2 separate regions of the Mus musculus genome follow, and region 1 is linked to region 2. Evidence: chromatin loops called from intact Hi-C (ENCODE). Cell type or tissue: heart. All regions are shown on one strand. Links, peaks and the distances in the headings refer to the core of each region. The heading gives the core; the rest is flanking DNA.

Region 1 (11,390 bases), core at 2,216-10,215, 63 kb before region 2:
CCCCTATTTGCTTCTCTGACTTCTCAGAATAGACACTATTATCTCAGGACTTAGCTCTGCACTGAAGTATGTTTTCTTGTAGTATTCATTCTTATAGGATTTTTGTGTTTTTCTTCTTGCCAGCCAGAAGTACTGTGCTGTGATTTAAATATATAAGCATTGGAATCTGAAATACCTGGCTTTGATTCCCAGATGTTGTGTCTTATTTGTATGACTTAAGTCAAGTTACTTAGCTTTTGAAGATTTATTATCCCACTATGTAATTGACTTTTAAATTCTCTGAACAAATATTAGATAGGATTTGAATGTTATAGCCCTTTCCCTAAGAGTATATATGAAAATGGTTTTTGACTATATTGTCAATTGTAAGTTCTGTTGATATTTAAATCATGGTATTATTGAAAGGCTCAAAACAAATGCAAGAAAGTTGGTGAGGGCTTACAGTGATTTTGTTTGTTTGTTAATGGTGATGGCAGTGGCTGTACTGTTTGAAGACAGGCACTCTGTTAGCTTTGAATTCTTCCTGTATCTACCTGAGCTAAATATCCAGTAGCCCTCAATCTTTTTTATTAAAAAAAAGTCTATATCACACACACATACACACACACACACACACACACACACACACACACACACACACACACACACACTCACACAAGTACACATGGAGAGAATTGTCTGAAATAACAATAGTTTGAAACAATTTAGAGGTCATGTTTGAGCTCATTTTCTGAAATCTTGTTCTTAAGTCAGTCCTTACCTTACCATTCCTAAGATCATTTGAAAGGAAGGATCTGACCACATCATCTGATCCAGCTACTAAAACAACACCAGATAATAATAACTTGCTGTCTGTGCCTTGCCTTCTGGAGAGCAATATAAGCATAGCCCTTGCATGCATTTCACTGTACCTTTGCCTGGTTTCCTTATGCAGAGCTCCAAGGCATGCTTCTACCTGAGTGTCCTCCAGGAGGAATTGCCTCTGGACAGGCATTACGTATTTATGGTTATTAAGTAATGAAACAGTACCACTCAAAGTACATTTCTCTTAATATTAGCACTCTGAGGGTCAAATTATGTATCAGATAAAGAGACAACTCTGTACTTTCACCATGTCCCTCCTCCTCCCTCCCTCCTCCCTCTCTGTATTAGCAAATCATGTTTGTTTTCATTCTCATACAAAAAGGACTTCCTTCTGAGCTCTAACCTTGGGTCTTGGTTACTTAACTAAGCCATGTAACTCCACATGTTAACCCAGGATGAATCCAGTGGCCATAGTGCCAGTGGAGAGTTCAGGGCTGGCTATGACCCAGAAAGTTTGTAAGGAGCTTGGGAGGAAAAAAAACAACAAACAAAAGAACAACAACAACAAAACCAAAAACAGTCCTCAGTCTTGTAACAGCCCTACCCCCAAAGTCAGCCTTCCTTCTGACCTATATTTGGGGGGATTGGAAGCTTGGGATTGTTGTTTGTTACCCTTGATTAGGGAAGGTACCCTTAGGATAGACTAACAAAGTAGAATACCTAAGTCAAACTGAAGCCACCCTGCACTGAACTTTGTTTCACATGTCAGAACACTCCTTTATTGTGAGCCATCTTAAATTGGGTTTCTTACTTGCAGCTTGGAATCATATGGTATTTGGTAGATATATAACTTTCCATTTTTAATATATCAGTAGCTCTAACCATAAAAAGGAGCCTAGGAACGTGAGGTCTCTACCTTACAAGGCATAGTCAGTCTGGCTGAGCACAACTTTGCAAAATAATGACTTACTTTTTGATGTTTTTCAAGTCTTGCCTTTATTTTTTAATTATGAGACAAGATTTCACTCTTAGTCTTTAAACTTGTGACAATCCTCCTGCTTCAGTCTTCTAAGAGTTGGGATTATAGGCATACTTGACTTCACTTGCATTCACTTTGATTGATTAAATATAAACTTAGGTTAAATCAACAAAGTTACAGAGGTTTTTTTTTTTTGTCATTTCTTTTTCACAGTGAACAAAGGTTAATAGCATTATGTAAGTTTACACCAAAAAAACTTCATTATTTCTAGTCTACTGGCATTTGATATTCTCCATCAGTAATTCTTATCCTCCCCCCTTTTGGGAAAAACACAGCTTTTTTATTTCCCCAACAGAGCCAGAATTTTGATGCCTTAGCAGCCAAGGCTGCCTGCACATACAGCAGTGATCTCACTGAACCCTGCTAATAAGTTTGAGGAAATACTCACAGGACAGCCTTGAACTCTCTCCCAGCTTGTCCAAAACAAAATAGAAAAACCTCACCATCTCTCTTTCATGTCAGCAATGACAAAGGCTTGGTGAACTCCACAGTGCCCTGGCCTGTGTGCTGCTTCTAGAATGCCAGCTGGAAGGCCAGGCTGAGGTAGCCAGCTGGTGGTGGAGCACCTATTCTAAGACTGGGCAGTTCCTTTCTTGTGACACTGAAGTCAGAAACAAGATGGGGCATGCTGCCAGCTATTGAAGCAGTGACCTACTTTTACAGTACTCGGTCAGGTTTCTCTTTTCTCTCAGGAGGCTGTACACTCAACATCCTCCCGAGTGCTCAACAAGCCATTTCCCTAGCTAAACCCTTTTGCTTGGTGTTCTTCAGTTTGAAATGGACCTGGAGGGTATCATCCTGAGTGAGGTAACCCAATCACAAAAGAACTCACATGATATGTACTCACTGATAAGTGGATATTAGCCCAGACACTTAGAATACCCAAGATATAAGATACAATTTGTAAACACATGAAACTCAAGAAGAACAAAGACCAAAGTGTGGACACTTTGCCCCTTCTTAGAATTGGGAACAAAACACCCATGGAAGGAGTTACAGAGACAAAGTTTGGAGCTGAGACAAAAGGATGGACCATCTAGAGACTGCCATATCCAGGGATCTATCCCATAATCAGCCTCCAAACGCTGACACCATTGCATACACTAGCAAGATTTTGCTGAAAGGACCCAGATATAGCTGTCTCTTGTGAGACTATGCCGGGGCCTAGCAAACACAGAAGTGGATGCTCATAGTCAGCTATTGGATGGATTACAGGGCCCCCAATAGAGGAGCTAGAGAAAGTAACCAAGGAGCTAAAGGGATCTGCAACCCTATAGGTGGAACAACAATATGAACTAACCAGTACCCCCCCCCCCCAAGCTCGTGTCTCTAGCTGCATATGTAGCAGAAGATGGCCTAGTTGGCCATCAGTGGAAAGAGAGGCCCATTGGTTGTGCAAACTTTATATGCCCCAGTACAGGGGAACGCCAGGGCCAAGAAGTGGGAGTGGGTGGGTAGGGGAATGGGGTGGGGAGGGTATGGGGGACTTTTGTGATAGCACTGGAAATGTAAATGAAGAAAATACCTAAAAAAAAGAAAAGAAAAGAAAAAGAAAAAGAAAGAAATAGGTAACTCCAAACTGAAAAGAGAGTAATAGCTATCCCTTCTCCTATCTTGGGGGCTAGGAGACAGTTTATCAATATAAAATAGTGGGCAAAGATGGCTTTGAGGAAGAACAAAACAGGTCATTTAGGCAGAGGATGGTATTTGGTTTATAGGTCTAGGGTTTTGTTCTCAAAATTCTAATCACATGTACCAGCTTGGCCACCAAACTTCGCTTGTATTCCATAGTATAATGTGATAGAGGCAGAGTGATAAAACTTAACAGATTTTGCTCAGATAAATCTTGTTGAGGAGGAACACTGTGCTTGAGAGTTTGAGGCAGTGTACAGTGCAGCAGAAGTAGGGGTGGGTCTGGGATGAGGCTGTCGGTTGTGCCGGGCAAGGGAACTAAGAAGGGAGTCAGAGAAATTGCTGTCCCAGCCACACTCTGTGCTTGCAGCCTGACTTGACCCTGACTGGCTCACTGCTGTGGAACTAGAGCATGGTCTTTGTGTTGTTTGACCATTAGGTATATACTGTCCTAGTAGCGGATTAATATGCTCCAGGCCTTTCTCTTATTACTCCTTAAAGACATGGCAGAATATGGGAAAGTGTGTTGCATGGTTCCATGCTCTAAGGGGTGACTGAGCCATTTTTAAACCTTGGGCCTTTTACACCTAGAATGAAGCATATTCCCCTCTCCTGCCTACACAACCCCTTCTCATTCAATGTGTCCTGTTCTCTCACTCACAGGATGTGAACTCTGCCTGGTGTCCTTAGGGACATTTGCTAACTGTTCTCTAATGTTCCCATTTATTTATTTATTTATTTATTTATTTAATGTTGTTGTGTTTGTTTGTTTGTTTGTTTGTTTGTTTTCCAAGACAGGGTTTCTCTATATAGTCCTGGCTGGCCTGGAACTCACTCTGTAGACCAGGCGGGCCTGGAACTCAGAAATCCACCTGCCTCTGCCTCCCGAGTGCTAGGATTAAAGGCGTGCGCCACCACTGCCTGGCTGCCTTTTCCTTTTAAGTGTGCCCATAGAACTATGAGCTTCAGGTTTTACCTGTGTCTGTCTGTTCCTCTCAGCAAAACTGTGAGACTCATTTAGAATACATCATCTTCTTGGCAAGGTGAATCACATGCAAGAAGTATGTATATCATGAAAATGAACTTGCTTGCCATCTGCTACCAAGATGACTAAAGTTATGGAGAGGAGTATAAAAGATTCTTTTTAAAGAGTGGAGAGATGGCTTAGTAAAGAGTAGTTCCTGCTGCTCTTCCAGAAGATCTGGGTTCAGTTTCCAGTACCCACATGGCTCCTTACAATCTGGAACTCCAGTTCCAGGGATCTAATACCCTCTTCTGGCTTCCAAGGGTACCAGGCATGCATGTGATACACATATATGCATGCAGACAAAACACTCAAACATTCAAAATAAAAATAAATAAATCTTTTTTAAAATAAAGGATTTTTAAAATTCTCATTTATTTTGAGAAAGAGTCTATTTATGTAGCCCAGAGGGACCTTGAATGAATAATTCTTTAGCCTCAGCTTCCCAGTTGCTAGCTTTACAGGCATGTAAACCTTCATCCAGCCGGCAGAAGGTTTCTGGCTGAATGCCTTTTGTATTAAAAATAATAATAATAATAAAAGCAAAAATAAAAAAGATAAAGGCAAAAGAAGATATATCTTATGAAGAGTAAGCACAGCCTGTTAGAATTTGGGATGTAGGGAGTAGTGAGTTGCATAGTTTTATGTCAGTTTGACAGATGCTAGAGTCATTTGGGAAGAGGGACTCTAGGTTAAGAAAATGCTTCCATAAGGCAAGTCTGTCAAGCATTTTCTTAGTGATTGATGTAAGAGGGTCCAGCACACTGTGGGTACCACCCTTGGGCAGGTCCTGAATGACATAAGGAAGCACACTAGGGGATGGAGAGATGACTCAGTCGCTAGGAGCACTGACTGCTCTTCCAGAGGTCCTGAGTTCAACCACATGGTGACTTACAACCATCTGTAATAGGATCTGATGCCCTCTTCTGTTGTGTCTGAAGACAGCTACAGTGTACTCATATACATAAAATAAATAAGTATTTTTTTTAAAAAGAAGAAGAAAGCAGGCTAAGGAAACAAGCCAGTAAGTAGCACTCCTCCATGGCCTCTGCTTCAGTTCCTGCCTTGTTTGAATTCCTGCCTTGTTTGAATTCCTGCCTTGACTTCCCTCAGTGATGGTTTGTTACCTGGAAGTATAAAATGACATAAACCCTTTCATTCCCAAATTGCTTTTGGTCATGGTTTTGTCACAATAATAAAAACCCTAACTAAGACAGAAATTGGTACCGTATTATGGGATATCTCAACATGTATATCCTGATCCTATGTTTCTAGGAGGACTGTGGTATTAGTGAGGAAGGGCTGTGTGTAGCATTAACTATAACAGAACAGAAGCATGTTGTTTCCTTACTTTTGTACATGATAGATACACTTAAAAAATTCGGCAAATTCGTATTATTTGGCAGATGGTATTATCATGCCTCAACACGAAGTGCTCACCTGCCAACTTTGGTACAACTGCTGTACCAAAGTCTGAACTCAACATTCAGAAGGCTATTGGGTGATACCAGTGTTGACTAAGTATGGGAGTTGAAGTTGCCTTTATGGTAATCCTTGTTCCAAAGGGAGTGCATGGTATATGCTTGATAATAGAAGATATAGTGATAAATGAATCCTATAGTAACTTTGTACATTTGTCTAAGTTTTATCATGATTTGGATCTCAGATATTGAGAAGCATGACTTCAAGAATGTTCCTTGATCGAAGGACAGTTATGTACACCAGAGGGTGCTATGCTTCAATGTTCATACCTTCTTTTTTGTTTCTTATGGTTAGTTGTTAGAAGCTTTGAGGAGTAGCCAGTTGAGAAATGGCTCTCAACAAAGGACTGCCTGAACACGCCCTTCTCTTTTGCTGCTTTCCAGTCTAATAAGGGGTTCAGAAATGCTACACCCCACACTCCCTGGGTCTGTTTCACTGTATTCTAGTTCTTAACTGTCAGGTTCTTTGTTAACCTAGACAACTTTTTTTTTTAAATGCTGCAGCTTAAGTACTTTTCAATATTCTGTCTTTGGTGGAAATGGAGACCATCTGGTTACTGTTGTCTGTGTAATAACAATGATTGAAAATGGTTATTAAGTCACTCTTTAGCCTTTTCTCTTGTCTAGGCAAAGTTGTCTCTGTTCCTCTGACCATAACCCATAAATCTCATTTTCTAGTCCTTTAATCATGTTGGTGGCTTTCTGTGGAAACTACATCAAAGGCTCATTTCAGTGCCTCTATTCTGGTAAGGTCTGTCTGGCCATCAGTATTTAATGGATATGGAATGTGGTTTTAGCCATCCTGTTTCTGTGGCTAGTCCCCAGGCTTCTAAGCCAGTCCCAGTCTTCTGACCATTAGAGGCTATTTTCTCTAACTCTTCATTGTGACACATTTGAAATACTTTTGATTAAAGTGTTGATTGCAGCTTGTGAATGACTCTAGCTGTTGATGAACAGACATTTCAGCCTAACCTGTTTGTGTGAGATCCTTTTCTGTCTGGTTGTGACTTCCATGAGAAGCTAGTCCTTCCCTGTATCTTTGTCATTGTAGACTCAACATCTATGAGTGTATACTGTGTGCTCAACTCTGCTAGAGATTGAGGCGGTTAAGAAGGAGGAGGAGAAGGAGAGGGCAGAGAGGCTAGTACTTTCAGGAACAGGGACTTAAGTGTGGCCAGGCACGCATGGAACTTTACTGCATAACAGTAAGTCATAGAATCCACATGCTCTGTGGTTCTATGATAGATCTTGGAAAAGACAGGTTTGCAGAAGTAGGAAAAAGATGAGTGGTTTGCAGTGGGAGGAAAGGATAAGAAGGTAAACACAGCATGATGCTGCAATAGTGAATACAGTCAATTTTTCCAAATTCATAAAGTATGCAAGTGAGCCCTACTGTAGACCGTGGGTCTAAGCGATCATTAAATATAGAAAATGCCTTGTTTTGGTGGAGGACACTCATAATTCCGGAGCTCAGCGGTCAAGTGCTTTCTTAGCATTCGGGGAAGCCCTGGGTTCAGTTCCCAGCACTGAAAAACGAAGTAGAGCAGAGACAGAGTCATTTTGCCACACATCTGTCATTCCAGTCCTCTGAAGATGGAGGCAGAAACATCACGAGGCTAAAGTCATTTGTGACTGTATAGTGAATACAAGGCTGCCTTAGGCTATATGAGAGCCTGTCTAGGGGGGAAACCCAAGCAAAATAGATCTGGGCATAGTGGCACATACCTATAATCTAGCATTGAAGCAGAGAGTTTGTAAGTTCCTGGGATACATAGTAAGATTTTGTCTCAAAGAAGGAAGAGGGGAAAGGGAAGCGAAGGGAAGAAAGGATGGAAGGAAGGCTAGGAAGGAGGGAGGGAGGGAGGGAAAGAAAATAACCAGAACAAGGAAAGAAAAAGAGAAAGAAGCTTAACTAAGTTAATATTAATAATATATTTTTATGGGCCAGAGAGATGTCTCAGTAAATAACAATGCTTGTCGCATAAACCTGAAAATCTAAATTGAGACTCTAGGACCCCTGGTGGAAAGGCAGAGCTAAGTCTGAAAGTGGTCTTCTGACTCCAACAGGAGTATCCCATGCTCTCCCATGCAGCTTTTCTTTTACAAATATGTGCATATGTAATATGTACTTACATGTATATGCAACAGTAAGTAATTTATATATTTTATTTGACCAGATATAGTAATATATTAATTGTTTTAATATATAATTGGTTTAACTTTTTAGATCTTTTATCCTTTGTACTATGTCTTTGCAGTATTTTACACTTACAGAACTCTGAATTTTCACATTGGCTACATCGTGAGTGTCTGGTAGGTACATGAACACCTGCAGCTAATGGCTGCTGTGTTGAAGCAGCCAGGTTCTGAAACCTGAGTGTGCTCCACTCACAGGCCTCCCTAGCCACCGTGTTTCCCTCTCCCCGTGTTCTGTAATAGTAGGCAAAGCGAAGGGGGAAGAGATCTCAGAATCAGTTCATCCCACAGTGCCTCCAACTGCCTGCGGCTCCATTCACAGCATCTAGGGTAGTGCTGCCCAGTACAAATATAGTAGAAACTGTATGTGTGGTTTTAAATGTTCTAGCAGTCCAACTGAAAAACAAAACAAATAAAGCATTATTTAATTTATTTAAAATATAATTTCAATATATATCAATATTAAAATTGTTAATGGAAACATAGATCAATGGAATAAAATAGAGAGCTCAGAAATTAACAGGATACACACATAGTTGATCTTTGATCATTCTTTTTAGTGGAAAAAGGACAGTCCTTTTAACAAATGGTGCTGGGAAAACTAGATATCCCTGTGCAGATAGATAAAGCTAGACCCTTTCACCATGCAGGAAAAATGAATGCAGTATGGATCAAAGACCAAATTAAAAAATTAATACTATAAAACACTTTGAAGACAACACAGGGGGAAAAAATCTGTATTGCATTAGATTAGGTAATGTTTTCTTATCTATGACACTGAAAAGATAGACAGAAGGTGATAAGACCAATTGAACTACTTCAAAATCTTGAGTTCTACTTATCAAGGGACACATTCAAGAGTGAAAAGTGGTGTGGTGAGCTGTGCCCTGGACTGTGAGCCACAGCAAGTCCCTTCCTTCAGTGCCTTTGTCAGGAAGTCTGTCACAACAATTAGACAAGTAGGTAATCCATGTTCTCAAGCTGTTTTGGTCAGAGAGGACAAAGCCTACTAATACAGCACATAGGGGAAGAACGGAGCAGGGCACATGATGTGGGAGTGACAGGGAGATCTCTGCTTGGACATCTGGTGCAGTGCTCTGAATGTTTGTGTCCCCCAAACCTATGCATCGAAATCCTAACCCCCAGGGTAGGATGAGGAAGTGTAGCTTTTGGAAAGCCATCGGACCATGGAGAAAGAAGCCTAGTGAGCAGTACTGGTGCATTTTAAAAAGAGGCTGGACATGACTATGATCTTGAAGAGCTCTGGGAAAATATGGAACTTTACTGATGAAGTACAGTTGGGCCTGGTAGTTTGATAGAAGATCAGAAGTGGATTTTGTAGATGTATCCTGACTCTTAAGCTGAGCAACCCATTGGATGGCATTTAAGGTTGCCTATCAAGAAAGAAATGGTAACCTTAACAGCATTCAGAACACACCTCCAGAAGTGAGTGTGTACTTTAGAGTTTGGCCTTTGCTTCTAGAGACTGGAGCCTGTACTTCTGCAACTTTTCCCTGATGGAGCACTGCCTTTTTCTGGATGAAGGAACTAGAACTTTTTTAACAGAAAAGGCAAGAAAGGGCTCAATAGCTTTCTTCCCCCTTTGACAAGTAGAATAAATTTAAAAATTAACTTGTTGAGTTTGTTGTTCTTTATAAAAAGAAAAGGAAGCCAGGGATATGTTTAGTGGAGGCACAGTATGGTATGGGAGAAGGCGGTGCCTCTGCTGACCCATGCTGAGGCATCCCTTCCCCCTGAGGTACCAGCCTCAAGACGAAGGTATACTATAAAATAGAGTTTATTTAGGGCATGGAGAGGGGAGTTGAGGGGGGAGTAGAGACAGAGAAAGGTAGAAAGGGAGAGAAAGAAAGAGAAAGAGTAGAGGAATGGAGTAGAACCTGGCCATGAGCACATGGGGGCGGGGGATAGGGAGACTAGGGACAGAAAGTAAGGGAGTAAGAGCAGGAGAGTGAGAAGGGGGCAAGTAGACCCTTTTATAGTGAGTCAGGCATACCTAACTGTTGCTAAGTAACTGTGGGGTAGAGCCTAGAGGAAATGCCAACAGAGTTCACTTAAAAAGAAGACAACCAAACTGTCATTAAAAAGGACTAGGAAACAAGCTTTAGAGGAAGCTAGTTTAATGACAAGAACTAAAAGATAAGGCCAGCTGATGACACCTGCAGCTGCTGCCCCACCAGCATCATAGGATTGGGGAGGGAGGACTAAGGAAAAGCATATGTTTATTCACTTATGAACTCCTATTTCGAAGCATTATTCACAAGAGTTAAGAGGTGGACACAGCCTAATGTCCACTGACAGACAAGGAGATAAAAAAGAATGTGATGGATATAGAGAGTGGAATATTAGTCTTCAAAAGGAAGGGCATTGTGATACAGTATTACAACATAAAAGGACATTGAGACAGCTGAGTGAAAAGAACCAGACAATAGAAAGCCAATAGTTTTTGTACTAAGTAACCCTGGTTAGTAGTAACCCTGGTTAGTAGTAACCCTGGTTAGTAGTAACCCTGGTTAGTAGTAACCCTGGTTAGTAGTAACCCTGGTTAGTAGTAATGTCGGCAGATGATGAAGGTACAGACTGCGTGTGACTCTCATCTGCTTGGACTACATCCTGAACTAGGGCTTCAGCTCATGCGAGCTATAGTGTAAGCCAATACAGATAGCGCTGTGCTATTAGAATTCTTTTGTTGTTGTTGTTATTGTTGTTGTTTTTGGTTTTGGTTTTTTGAGACAGGGTTTCTCTGTGTAGCCCTGGCTGTCCTGGAACTCACTCTGTAGACCAGGCTGGCCTCGAACTCAGAAATCCGCCTGCCTCTGCCTCCCGAGTGCTGGGATTAAAGGCGTGCGCCACCACGTCCAGGTATTAGAATTCTTAACTCCATGCCTAGATCCCATTTATCCATGTGTTTAATAACTAAAAACTATCATTATATGCCAAGCATTGTGTGACATGGTAGAATTTGAAGAGGAAAAGGTCAGAAAGTTTGGAAGTATTAGGAATGTCTGCCTGAATGACCAGGGCCTGTGGTAGGATAATCCCTGTCTGCCCAGCCCAGCAGTGCTTCCTTAAAAAAAAATGAAACAAGATTTTGACATAGATGTGGGAGGTATCACAATGGTAGACACGGTTCCCACTGACTTCTCTTCTGGGTGAGCTGCAAATTGAGGACTTCTTTCATTTCTAATTGCCACAT
Region 2 (11,390 bases), core at 1,931-9,930:
TTACCCGGGGTCACAAGGACACACTGCCTCTGGCCACACATTTGGGTGTTCACAGCTCAGTTACCAGGATGGTAGGATTGGCTCCCCAAGGACACTAAGGTTTCCCTTGTCATTATCCAAGGCCATAGAGCACTCTACAAGGCTACGTGGTACACCAAAACACTTGTGTCCTCCTCCCCAACACCTCTCCAAAGACTCTCCTGAGGTGCACACTGGCCTCTCCCGGTGAGAGAGAAGGGAGAGTCAGTCTCCTAACAGCAAGACTCAACAGCAGGCGTCTATGACCTCGGGCACTTCCTCCAGTGTATTCAGTGAAGGATACACTGACCTTGAAACCCTTTCCATAGGAAAAGAGAGTGAGAAGAGACACTCTGAGTTAACAGAAGCGGATGTAGGCCTACCATTCTGGGCTGTGTCACAGCACTTCCTGGAAGACTGGGCCTCCCTGATCATTCAGACAACTCAAGAGCTGAACTGGCTTAGAGACAAACCCTGATGTCCAAGCAGCCACTCTCAGCCAACTGCCTTCTCTCCACATCAAGACCCAAGGTAGCAGAAAGCCCTGATCACAGAGGCCCTCCCTGCTGAGAACTGTAGCTTCATGCCCTTCATCAAAGGACTTGGTGGCCAGGCACCAGCCCCTGACCACAACAGACACATCTATTCTAACCTGGCCCTCTTGGGGACTCGATCCTATTTCTCTCCTGTCAGATTCCATACCACAGCACCCTAGCCGCCAAGTACTTTACACAAACACTCCTCCAAACCTCATTAGGAACCGCGAAGTCGGTGCTGTGAACAGATGAAAAGCTCAGAAGGACACGTAGCCCATTGGAAGTCACAGAGCAGGCGAGCTGCAGCCAGTGTGCATTCTCTGCCCAGGGCTTTACTACTTTGTGCTCAGCCCTTTCTTCTCATCACTGCATTCTGGTCTTGTCTCCTCCACAAGTCAAATAAGGGGTGTACAAACAATATTTACTGAACAAATAAATGCACATAATTGCAAAGAGCCACATGAAGCAATGTGATCAAGCTCTCTAAACTCCAACTCAAGTCTATGTGCATCTATGCAGACCTTCCCCTTCCAGACACAAAGTCCCAGGGAGAAGCTGGGGTGTTGGGCTTCCTGGTACTGTGTTTGCTCATCTCTGCTAGTCATTTATGAAGCAGGTTCAGGGGACCCGAAAACTTTCACAGCAGGCAAGCCAGAGGTGCCAAGAAAACACTAAGAGGTCTAACTTCCCCTGGAAAAATGATAGTCAAAGAGGAAGCACATGGCGGGAATGGCTGGCTCTGGAGATCCAGGCGCATGCTTTCTGCTGCTCTCTCACTGTGGGCCAGCAAAAAGGAATCCTTGAGGGACATGTGCAGACAATTCTTAGGTGCCACGGACCTACTCTCAGAGCCAGCCCCTTGGTACTGCAATCCTCACCACAATAACAACATAGCTTTAGAGTCTCTACTGGAGCTACTATGCCAACAGTGGTCCTTAACTGGACAACCTCACGAAGAATAGGTCTGAGCCATCTCACTACAGGCATTACATATGGAAAGCCTAGGAAGGCGTCTTTGATGAAGATGGAGGTCTCTGCCTGTAAATACCACCTAAACATGGAGGTTTCTCTTCACAAGGGGCAACAAAGGCTACAGAAAACAGGAGACCAAGGCCTACCACCAACACAACCTGGGAGCAGAGTCCTCTGAGGACTAGCCTGCAGTCAGAGTGAAAAGTCTGTTTAGCACTGGGCAGGAAGTCTATGGCTGCTTTTAACTCACTAAATTCTGCAACATAAATGCCAGACACCAGCCTGACTTCAGTCACACAACCAAACAGCACCAAAGCACTTCTCAAGTAGACCGCTGCCTTAGACATCAGAAGGTGCTAACTAGTTTCACAAGTGTCACAGTGAGAGAACTCAAGATTTAGGAAATGGCAGTCAGCCTGTCCTTCTGTTCCGTGAGCACCCTGAGGGCAGACAGCGGCAGTCTTTCTCTCTGGCCTGGCTTCAGGTAGGGATAAGGTTATCAGCAAAAAGTCAAATACCTGAGGCATCTGAACAAGAGACCAGACAGTAGGGGACCCAGCTGGCAACTCAATCCTTTTCACAATCTGCAGGAGGCTGCAGGTTTGGGAACCCACAAAGGCAGTGAGGTGCATTCCAGCAGAAGTGGGGCAGGGCTTCGGTGGTGGGCTCCATTTACAAGGTATGAAGTCCACACAGGCTAGTCTGCAGCCTTCATTCTGGACCCCAAAAATCACAGGGTCGGGCCCAATGAAAACATGCATATCTCTGGGTGACTTTTGTGGGTCTGGAAAGGTGACGTCCTCTGTATTCCTGCCACCCATCCTCAAAGACCCAAGTGAGACAAAACGGACTGGATGGTTCTGTCTCTAAGTCCCTTCTTTCTGTCCAGGCCCCAACTCACAATGACATCCAATGTACAAAATTCCAAACATAGAAACTCATCTTACATGACAGGTGAACAGAAGGGTAAACGATGTACGGCAAAACAAGAGTTTCCTCTTTTTTCCTGGGTAATGAATTAAGGAGAACGGGACCCTCTCTCGGCCCTCCTCCCTCAGAGCCCTTTCTTTTTCTAACAGCCACATTAGACCTCCCTCAGAAGCCCCATCCCAGGGTCTAGGAGGACAAGCATCTACCATAGCTACTGCTACTAATAACTGGTTCTTAAACTTCTGTAACGTCTCTGCTCGCATCTATTACATATTTAGTTTGCTTACTTTACACCAACTATCTCACTTCCAAAAGTGACCATTTATAGTAAATATACTTCTTCTAACTTACAGAGGAACCGAGGCTCCGAGAGGGAAAGCACCTGGCTGGGTGACGTACAGCTAACACACTGGCTTCAAATACCATAGCTATCTTCCACTACTGGGCTACACACACGGTTTACAGTGCAGCTGTTACCAAGAGCTAGCTACCGGGGAACTAATGCCACCACTTAAACACAGGAAATACTACAAACGTAAAATGCCATGCCTGCAACCTGATGTCTGAGTGATGTCTCAGGACTACCGGAACTGTCTGCAGTTCCATCCCCCAACACTGAAAATCACTGAAATGTTCTTCCAGCGGAGGCCAGGGCTGATGGGCACTGGTGATGGTTAAGGGCCAATTCTGTCAGACCTGAAGTTTGTAGTTGAGGATGGCTGTCTTACCACAGAAACCTTCCTTCCTCCTCATCTCCTCACCCATCGACACACATGTACACCATCCCCAGGAAGATCTGTGGGACCTTCTCTCCGTTGTTACTTCCTGACACCACCCCCCCTTCTCTAACACAGACCTGGCTCTTAGGCTAGGTCCCTTCAACCATAGACTCTTTGGGGGTTCTTGTAAGAAACATCTCAAAGCCTGGAGTTGCAAAGACTCCTCATCCTGCCTCACACCGAGGAAAATGACTATCAGAAAGAGCCGAGGTTTCTCAAAACTCCTGACTTACTTCTCCCACCAGAGACTTGTGTGTAAACCCACCACACTCAGGTCTGGGAAGGCTACGACAGGAAACCAGAGGAGCAACTCTGGGCTACCCTGTGGTCACGAGAACATCCAACACAAAGGGCTGGACCTCAAAACCCAAGGCCAGGGAACCTTTCTGAATGCAAGCTCCTTGTTATATGCTGCAAGGGCAAAGGAGCCCTGGCTCTAGCTTTGGATGGCTGCCTAGCACCATGGACCTCCAAAATTCAGATCTGGGGCAAAAAAAAAAAAAAAAAAAAAAACCATCCACGGGACATGGGGAGGGGGAAGCAGTCACGGTTTTAGCTTTCATACCCCATCCTCCCAAAGAAGAGGGAGATGAGTAGGCCCGCTCTGCTCCACAACCAGCCCTACCCCAACATCTGCCTAAGTTCTACATGAGGATTCCAAAGGTTCTTGCGCCAATAAGCCCATCCCGGAGCTCTTAGGAGTTTTCACAGACAGCACACTCTGGAGAAATGGCAGTGGGCAGGAAGATCTTGTCGGTTCCCCAGGTTCTCAGGTTGGATGAGGGGGTCCCTGTCTTGGCTTCCCCTCACAGCCACTGACAGCCGCCCGATGCTAAGGGCCGGAATCCCACTCCACTTGTCCAACCAGTGAGGACTCTTAGGCCTCAGGGCAAAGTGCCTGGAACACTCCCCCCCTACTGGGGGAGGGGGTGTCCTATCAGGTGATCCAAGACCCGGATGCCCCCCTCCACCCGCCCCAGAGTGACCACCAGGGACTGGGCGGAGACGGGGCGCCAGGCGCGAGGCCCGAAAGTTTGCCCAAGTGTTTGGGAGGCGGGCAGGCGCGAGGCAGGCCGGAGTGGGGCGCACTTACTGGACCCCTCGATTTTGTCCGCGCCGCGGCTCCATGTGATCTGGCGCGTCTCCAACTTGACCTGGAAGGTCTTCCGTTCTGGCCGCTGCGACTTCTTGGAGTAGAACAAAGTCATGACGGTGCCCACCTCGAGGCTGCGGCAGAGGTGCAGCACCTCGGCTTCGGAGGGTGCGCCAGGCCCGCAGCCGTTGGCGCAGGGGGTCGCGACGCCCGCCATGCTGCAGCGACCTCGGCGACGCAAGCCGGCGGGCCCGGAGCGGCGGAGGCGGAGGCGGTGGCGGCGGCCGGGGAGGCGAGCGGGACCCGGTGGCAGCTCCTGCGGGCGGACGCGGGGCGGGGACTGAGCGCGGGGGCGGGGCGGGGTGAGGCTCCGCCCTCAGCGCGCCGGGAACAAAGACGCTCCTGGGGACGACCCCCGCCCACCGCCGCGCCTGCGCCCCGCAACCCGGGGCAGGCCGCAGCGGGCGGACCTGGACACCTCGGTTCGGCCGAGCTTTCCCCGCGCAGGCCTGACACAACGCGGGGCACGGCCGCCCGTCACGCACGCAACCCCGCCCACAGGCTGCGGCCCGTCGGTCCGACGCGCGCACGGGCCTCCGGCCCACACGGGACCCGCCGCGGCAGTGTGCACGCCTCCCAGGGAGCGAGGGGGCTGCGCGACCCCCAGCCCTCCCGCCGAACCCGGTTACCTGGCAAGGCTGCCGGGCGGAGGGAGCCGCGCCAGCCTGGCCTCCTCACACCCGCGGTGGCGGCGGGGGCGGGCCCTCCGCGCACCCTCTCCGGGGAGGGGCGCACTCGTGGATTGGCTAACAGGCCGTGAGTGACAGCACGCCTGCCACGCCCCCTCTGCGCAGACGTCTTTTGCAAGGGCTTGAGCAGACAGACGGGTTCTAGGGTGGCCTTGGAGTGTGGCCTCTGGGGAGGGGGCCACGCAGGTGTGGGCAGGGCCCTCAGACTCTCGGACGCGGGTCCGGTGGCCTTCGAGGCCTCTCGCGTGGTCCGCTGCCCTCCTCACGCTCCGCCCGCGCCCTACCTGCACTTAGTCTCCGAAGCTCTGGTTTGTCCTCTGCCTCATTTTCCTCTGGACTCAGTGCTGGGCCAGTTGCAGGGTGGCTTCCCCTCTGCGCAGACACAGGTGACCCCAATCCTGGGTCTCCCCTGACCTCCCGACCCAGGCATCTCGTCATCTGCGCCACAGCCTTGCTTGCCATCCTCATCACATGGCCCCTTTCACCCGCTACACCTTCTCTATATGGCAGTGAACTCCTGAATTTGGAAGACCCCACACCTTGCAAGAACCTTTTTTCTTCTCTCCCTCATCCCTAAGTAATCCACTGAGGCTCTTCCCTCCTGCCTTTGGGGCTCTCTCCACTCTACGCACGATCCTGAGGACCCCTCTTCTCTCTGTGTACACTATCCTCTTGGGTCTTGCCTGCATCTGAGCTTCAGAATTTACCACTAAAGCCTTTGAAATTGCGTACGTGAATTCCCACTGTGCTTCAAATCAGCACAGCTTCGTGGCCCAGCAGTCCTGTCTTGCCTTCCCCTATCTCTCCTGCTTCATCCCTCACCGCGGACTTTGCCTCTATTCTCCAGACATGACACCTGTCTGTGACTGTTAAATAACTTAAAATCAATCTTCCAAAAGCCGTTCTCTGAACAGCACGGGTAAACCCGAGGGCATCCCTTGATCCTGCCGTCTGGCCAATGATGAGCAGACAGTTAGTTGGACAGCTACCCTGCAGCTCTGGACAGCATCTGCATTTCAGAGGTGAGAAGTCCCACACAACATCCCCTTGCAGGAAAGCTCCCCTGGGATTCCTGAGACTAGAATTTGTGATGTATGGGTTTGGACAACCCACCCACCTGGGCCACCTTCGCTTTGCCAGGCAAATAGTGACAGATGCGCTATTTCCCTTGAGGGTGGTCTCAAGAACGTCCGAATTCTGTATACCACTGAGGAACTTTGTCCTGAGGGACTGGGGAGTTGAGATAGACTGACTGCCACCTAGTGACAGGCCTCTGATGTAGGCGGAAACTGGACTTGAGGTTGGCTTGCACAACTCATGATCCTAATTATCTTCTAATCAAGGTTTCAGAGCCCCGTGACTTGAAGTCAGGCTATGTAATAAGTGGGAAGCTGAGTGTCTGTGTTCCACAAGAGAGCCCACTGGGTGAGAGGTAATCCTGGTGGCCATTGGCTAGCTGGCCAATCATTAAGTAAGAGGAGCTGTGTCTTATGTCTGTAGGACTTCAAGAGAGGCCAAATGGTGTAAAGAGATGGACATATGTATTTTGAAGGGAAGGCTGGAGGAAAGTACTTTCCAGGTATGAATAACAGCATGTGCAAAGGCCCTGGGGTTTTTACTCAGTGGAGGGGAATGGCCAGCCAGGATGATTAGACAGAGAGGGCAGATGGAGCTGAACAGGGCCTTTCCCTGCCTGCCTGGTCTGGCCGGTTCTCTCAGGAGACACCCTCTTAAAATGTTGTAATCGTTGTTGAGCTTTCTGTGCCAACTCCAGCAGCCTAGAGGCTACAGTATGCTTTAAAATTCTATTTTCTGGGAGCTTCCTTGTGTTCAGCCCAAACCTTTTTTGCTTTTGTGTCTGTAACAAGACCCCACCCCCACCCCCAGGGGCTCCATGATTTTCTTCCAACAGCAATTTGTTTGCCAGGCCTATAATTGGGAAACAGGGCCTCATTTCCTCTTCCTAGCTTCCTAGGCCTTAGGTGTCTCCTTCTACCCAAGGAAGTTTGGGAAAAGTAGGGCACACACAGGGTGTAGCCAGTATGGGCTTCCCCCAGCTCAGCATATATAAGGATGTGTAGGTGTCACTGGTAATGTATATACATTTGTGCTGTCTGGGAGGTGCTCTAGCCCCCACACAAGGCACTTGCCTGTGACGTCACCCCGACTAGCCCAGATTGGGGCTTATTTCAGGCAACACTCATGCTTCAACCTTAGCTTATACCAAGCCTGTTCCTGGAGTCAAGGAAAGACTGCCCAGCTGCCCCTCTGGCCTGTGGGCCTGATCTCATATTGCGTTTAATAACTACTTAGAACAGTGGTAAGCATATTGTGAGCTTCTTCTTTTTTTTAATTTATTTTTTATTAGGTATTTTCCTCGTTTACATTTTCAATGCTATCCCAAAAGTCCCCCATACCCACCCCCCAATCCCCTACACACCCACTCCCCCTTTTTGGCCCTGGGGTTCCCCTGTACTGGGGCATATAAAGTTTGCAAGTCCAATGGGCCTCTCTTTGCAGTGATGGCTGACTAGGCCATCTTTTGATACATATGCAGCTAGAGACAAGAGCTCCGGGGTACTGGTTAGTTCATATTGTTGTTCCACCTATAGGGTTGCAGATCCCTTTAGCTCCTTGGGTACTTTCTCTAGCTCCTCCATTGGGGGCCGTGTGATCCATCCAATAGCTGACTGTGATCATCCACTTCTGTGTTTGCTAGGCCCCGGCATAGTCTCACAAGAGACAGCTATATCTGGGTCCTTTCAGCAAAATCTTGCTAGTGTATGCAATGGTGTCAACGTTTGGAAGCTGATTATGGGATGGGTCCCTGCATATGGCAATCACTAGATGGTCCATCCTTTCGTCGCAGCTCCAAATTTTGTCTCTGTAACTCCTTCCATGAGTGTTTTGTTCCCATTTCTAAGAAGGGGCAAAGTGTCCACACTTTGGTCTTCGTTCTTCTTGAATTTCATGCGTTTAGCAAATTGTATCTTATATCTTGGGTATCCTAAGTGAGCTTCTTTATTTACAGTTACCATGTGGGTCCTAGAGATAGAATTCGGGCCATCAGGTTTAACAGCAAGTACCTTTACCCACAGAACTACCTCACTTTCTCTGTTTTCTGTTTTTAGTTATTTTGTACAAGTTTGTCAAAGCCAGGCTCATCTTGAGTTTAGCTATTCTCCTGACTCAGCAACTCAGCCTTGCTGGGATTAAAAATGTGAGCTACTGTGCTTCCCGGCTAGGTCGGAATTTGTTTTAGGGTGCTGTCTCTGATAGGTTAGTGGGTAGAATACTTTTTAGGGAGCAGCCCTAAGGTCAGCATTGTGGAAGCAACAGGAAGGAGATGGGAGTGCGAACAGCCTCAGACAACTTCCAGGGAACTGTGTTGTGCAGTGCTATCCTGGAATGGATGTTCATTGTTCTGCAAAACGTTCATCCTCAGCCTCCTGGCTCTTTGTGAGCTGACGGACTGGCAGATGGATTTCTATTTACACTTCTTCCAGAAGTGATGACAAGTCTTTCCTTGAACAGGAAGCAGGTACGCTGCTATGTTCACTGCATTTTTCTTCAGGTATGGTCTTGCTTGTAGAACCCAGGCTGGCCTTAAACTTGAGGCCTCCCCAGCCTCCCAAGAATTGAGACATCCAGTGGGCACCACTGCACCAAGCTCTTTAGGAAAAATAGAGGGCACTTAAAACACAAAAGGACAAAAATGCTGTGTGGTTGAAATGGGAGATGTGATTATAAGGGCAATCACAGTATGGTTGAGTGGTAATGGAGCTGCTGCGATTAAGAGGCAGCTGTGGCTGAGCTCTATAGTAGCTAAAGTAGTGACTCTCAATGTTTGCTAACTAGTTCTGTGGAAAGGGAATAACATTTTCCTGGAATTAAATTATAAGAAAATATTCTCACATGACTATGTATGTGATTAAAATAACAGAGGGCATTCTTAGCAGGCTAGTACCAAGTGCTAACACACTTTTCTTCGTTATAATGATTGACTCTAGAAGTCATCATGTCAGAGCATAGTGATGTTCCGTTCACAGAGGGAGACAAAGACTTAGACTTGAAGTGTCTGCTTAATCCATTCATCAAGCTGTGTTCCGTCCCTTATTTCCTCTGCTGTTAACTGTACATGCAGCAAGCACTTCCTAAGTGCACACCTCAGTGAACCTGCAGTATAAGCCCTTGTCCTCTGACCTGCAAACCTATCTAGGGCCCCATCCCTTCTGACATCATAACCTCCGGGCTCCTTTCCTTAAGTCAGTTGCATTCTCAGTCCCTTAAAGGAACTTTAGGGGTTTTGTTTGTTTTTACTCAAGTTAAAAATCGTACCTGCTGGGTGGTGGTGGCACACCTTTAATCCCAGCACTTGGGAGGCAGAGGCAGGCAGATCTTTATGAGTTTGAGGCCAGCCTGGTCTGCAGAGCAAGTTCCAGGATAGCCAAGGGTACACAGAGAAACCCTGTCTTGTAGAACAAAAGCTCCATAACTCACATCTATGCCAACAGTTCCCAACAACCTCTTGTGTCCACAGCCCTGGCTGCCTCACTACTGACTGTTCCCATTAGCTCTCTTCAGCCAGGAACGGCCGGTACAGTGCTTGTTTCACTGAGGTCAAGCATGTGGTGCTGAAGACAGGGGAAACTGAGACCAGCATGGACTTGCTTTTACTCTCGCCCCCTTTGTTCCAGCACACATCCCTACTGTGCCTTCTAGAGAATCTCAGCAGGGCAGGAACACAGCAAGCCTGTTCAGAAACAGGCCATGCTTGGTCTGACAAAGGCACAGGGAGCAAGAAGGACCTTATCTAGATTCTTTAGTGATTATGGGAAGAGAACAAAGTGAGAGGTGCTGTGTATTCATGACAAACAGCCTCTCCAAATGAGGTAACTATTCCTTTCACAATAAGGTCACCCCAAGGTATTTTGTGGAGTGTTTCTGCAAAGGAAGTACAAAGGTTTAAAGATGAATGATTAAAATGCCAAGTATGTGTTCAGTGGCACGTGTATACTTTGAATAGGATTGTTAAAAACTATTTATAAATATTGATTCCCTACATTCAGTCCTATCAGTAAACTTTGCATGAATCTTTGAGTCTGTCTTTTTCTCTTTTTAAAGACTTATTCATTTATTATAGATGAGTACACTGTTGCTGTCTTGAGGCACACCAGAAGAGGGCATCAGATATTATTACAGGTGGTTGTGAGCCACCATGTGGTTGCTGGGAATTCAGGACTCTTATCTGCTGAGCCATCTCTCCAGCCTTGAGTCTGTCTTTTTCACCATGAGAGAACCATCCAATGTTATCAAAGCACATCGTCCCCACTGCTTCTGAAAGCCCAGACTTATTGAAGAATAATTTACACGTAAGCTGTACCTACCTTTTAAAAATTACTTTGTGTATGAGTGCTTTGCCTGTGTATACGCATGCACACCAGTTGTGTGCCCGGTGCACAGTGGTCAGGAGAGATTACTGGATCACCTGGAATTGTTACTTGGTTGGCTGTGAGCCACCATGTAGTTGTTAGGTTCCAAACACCAATCCTCTGCAAGAGTAACAAGTGTTCTTAACCCCTTAAGCATCTCTCTAGCCCTAAGATGCACCCATCTTACGTGTGAAGTTTGAGTTTGAAAAATATACTCCTTGTAACTTCTACCCAGACAGTATATAGGGCAGATCTGCGGTCACTGGGAATTTTAATTTAAGCATAATTGCCTTAATTTAAACATCCAGGCTGGCCTCGAACTCAGAGGTCTGCCTGCCTCTGCCTCCCAAGGGCTGGGATCAAAGGCGTGCGCCACCACTGCCCGGCTATAAGGATTTTCCAATGTAAGTACAGGCATGACAGTTAGTATAGTGAGCCTCCACCCAACTTTGGGAACTGATTACATTGACGGTTTTGGTGGTGGTGGTTTTATAGTGTTATGGGCAGACCCCAGGGTCACGGGCCCTGCCTCTGGCCTACACCACTAGCCCCAGCCTCTGCACTGATGAGCACTGTTTTCCAGGAATATTTTCTCTGAAAGATTTTTTAAAATATGTAAGTACAGCGTAATTATTTAACCTAAAAAATCTATATGGCAATTTCAAAAAGGCTGCTTCCTTAGGGTTGTGGGGAAAGTCTGTTAAATCTCCCCTCCCTCCCTGTTTACTGATTTGTCATCAGGGGACTACTCATAAGCATCCAAAACTAGCTTGACTGAGGTCATTTCAGGGCAGTATGTTCTCCAAGAAGTGCTCTTTTGTTCCGAACAAATTGAAAATGTCTTATAGGAGGGATCTGCAAGGGCTGAAATAAAAGTTCTA

What was found. A loop is a pair of places that touch in the nucleus more often than their neighbours do. Peaks named below come from ENCODE experiments on the same cell type or tissue, not always from the same donor. Only the 100,000 strongest peaks of a DNase experiment are listed, where the experiment ranks them.
Region 1: it touches region 2 in a loop (4-fold over the local background); 9 of 42 quality-filtered maps call a loop at or near these places.

What each region holds. Positions count from the first base shown.
Region 1 is chr2:160,788,202-160,799,591 of GRCm38, reverse strand. The region is part of intron 2 of Zhx3 (zinc fingers and homeoboxes 3); the gene reads left to right. Among named protein-coding and RNA genes, the nearest start is that of Plcg1, 63 kb to the right of the region's middle. In heart, for the core only: CTCF peaks have their summits at 6,212 (motif pointing right) and 7,997; a DNase peak (open chromatin) is centred at 2,451.
Region 2 is chr2:160,724,972-160,736,361 of GRCm38, reverse strand. It overlaps Plcg1 (phospholipase C, gamma 1), which reads right to left and starts at 5,052. Exons shown (of 34, transcript NM_021280.3): 1 at 5,018-5,052; 2 at 4,329-4,644. The coding sequence starts at 4,545. It overlaps Gm52567 (a long non-coding RNA gene), which reads left to right and starts at 5,615. Exons shown (of 2, transcript XR_003954082.1): 1 at 5,615-6,656. In heart, for the core only: CTCF peaks have their summits at 4,238 and 6,343 (motif pointing left); DNase peaks (open chromatin) are centred at 4,341, 4,771, 5,121, 6,271 and 1 weaker place; H3K4me3 peaks cover 3,352 bases; H3K27ac peaks cover 2,034 bases.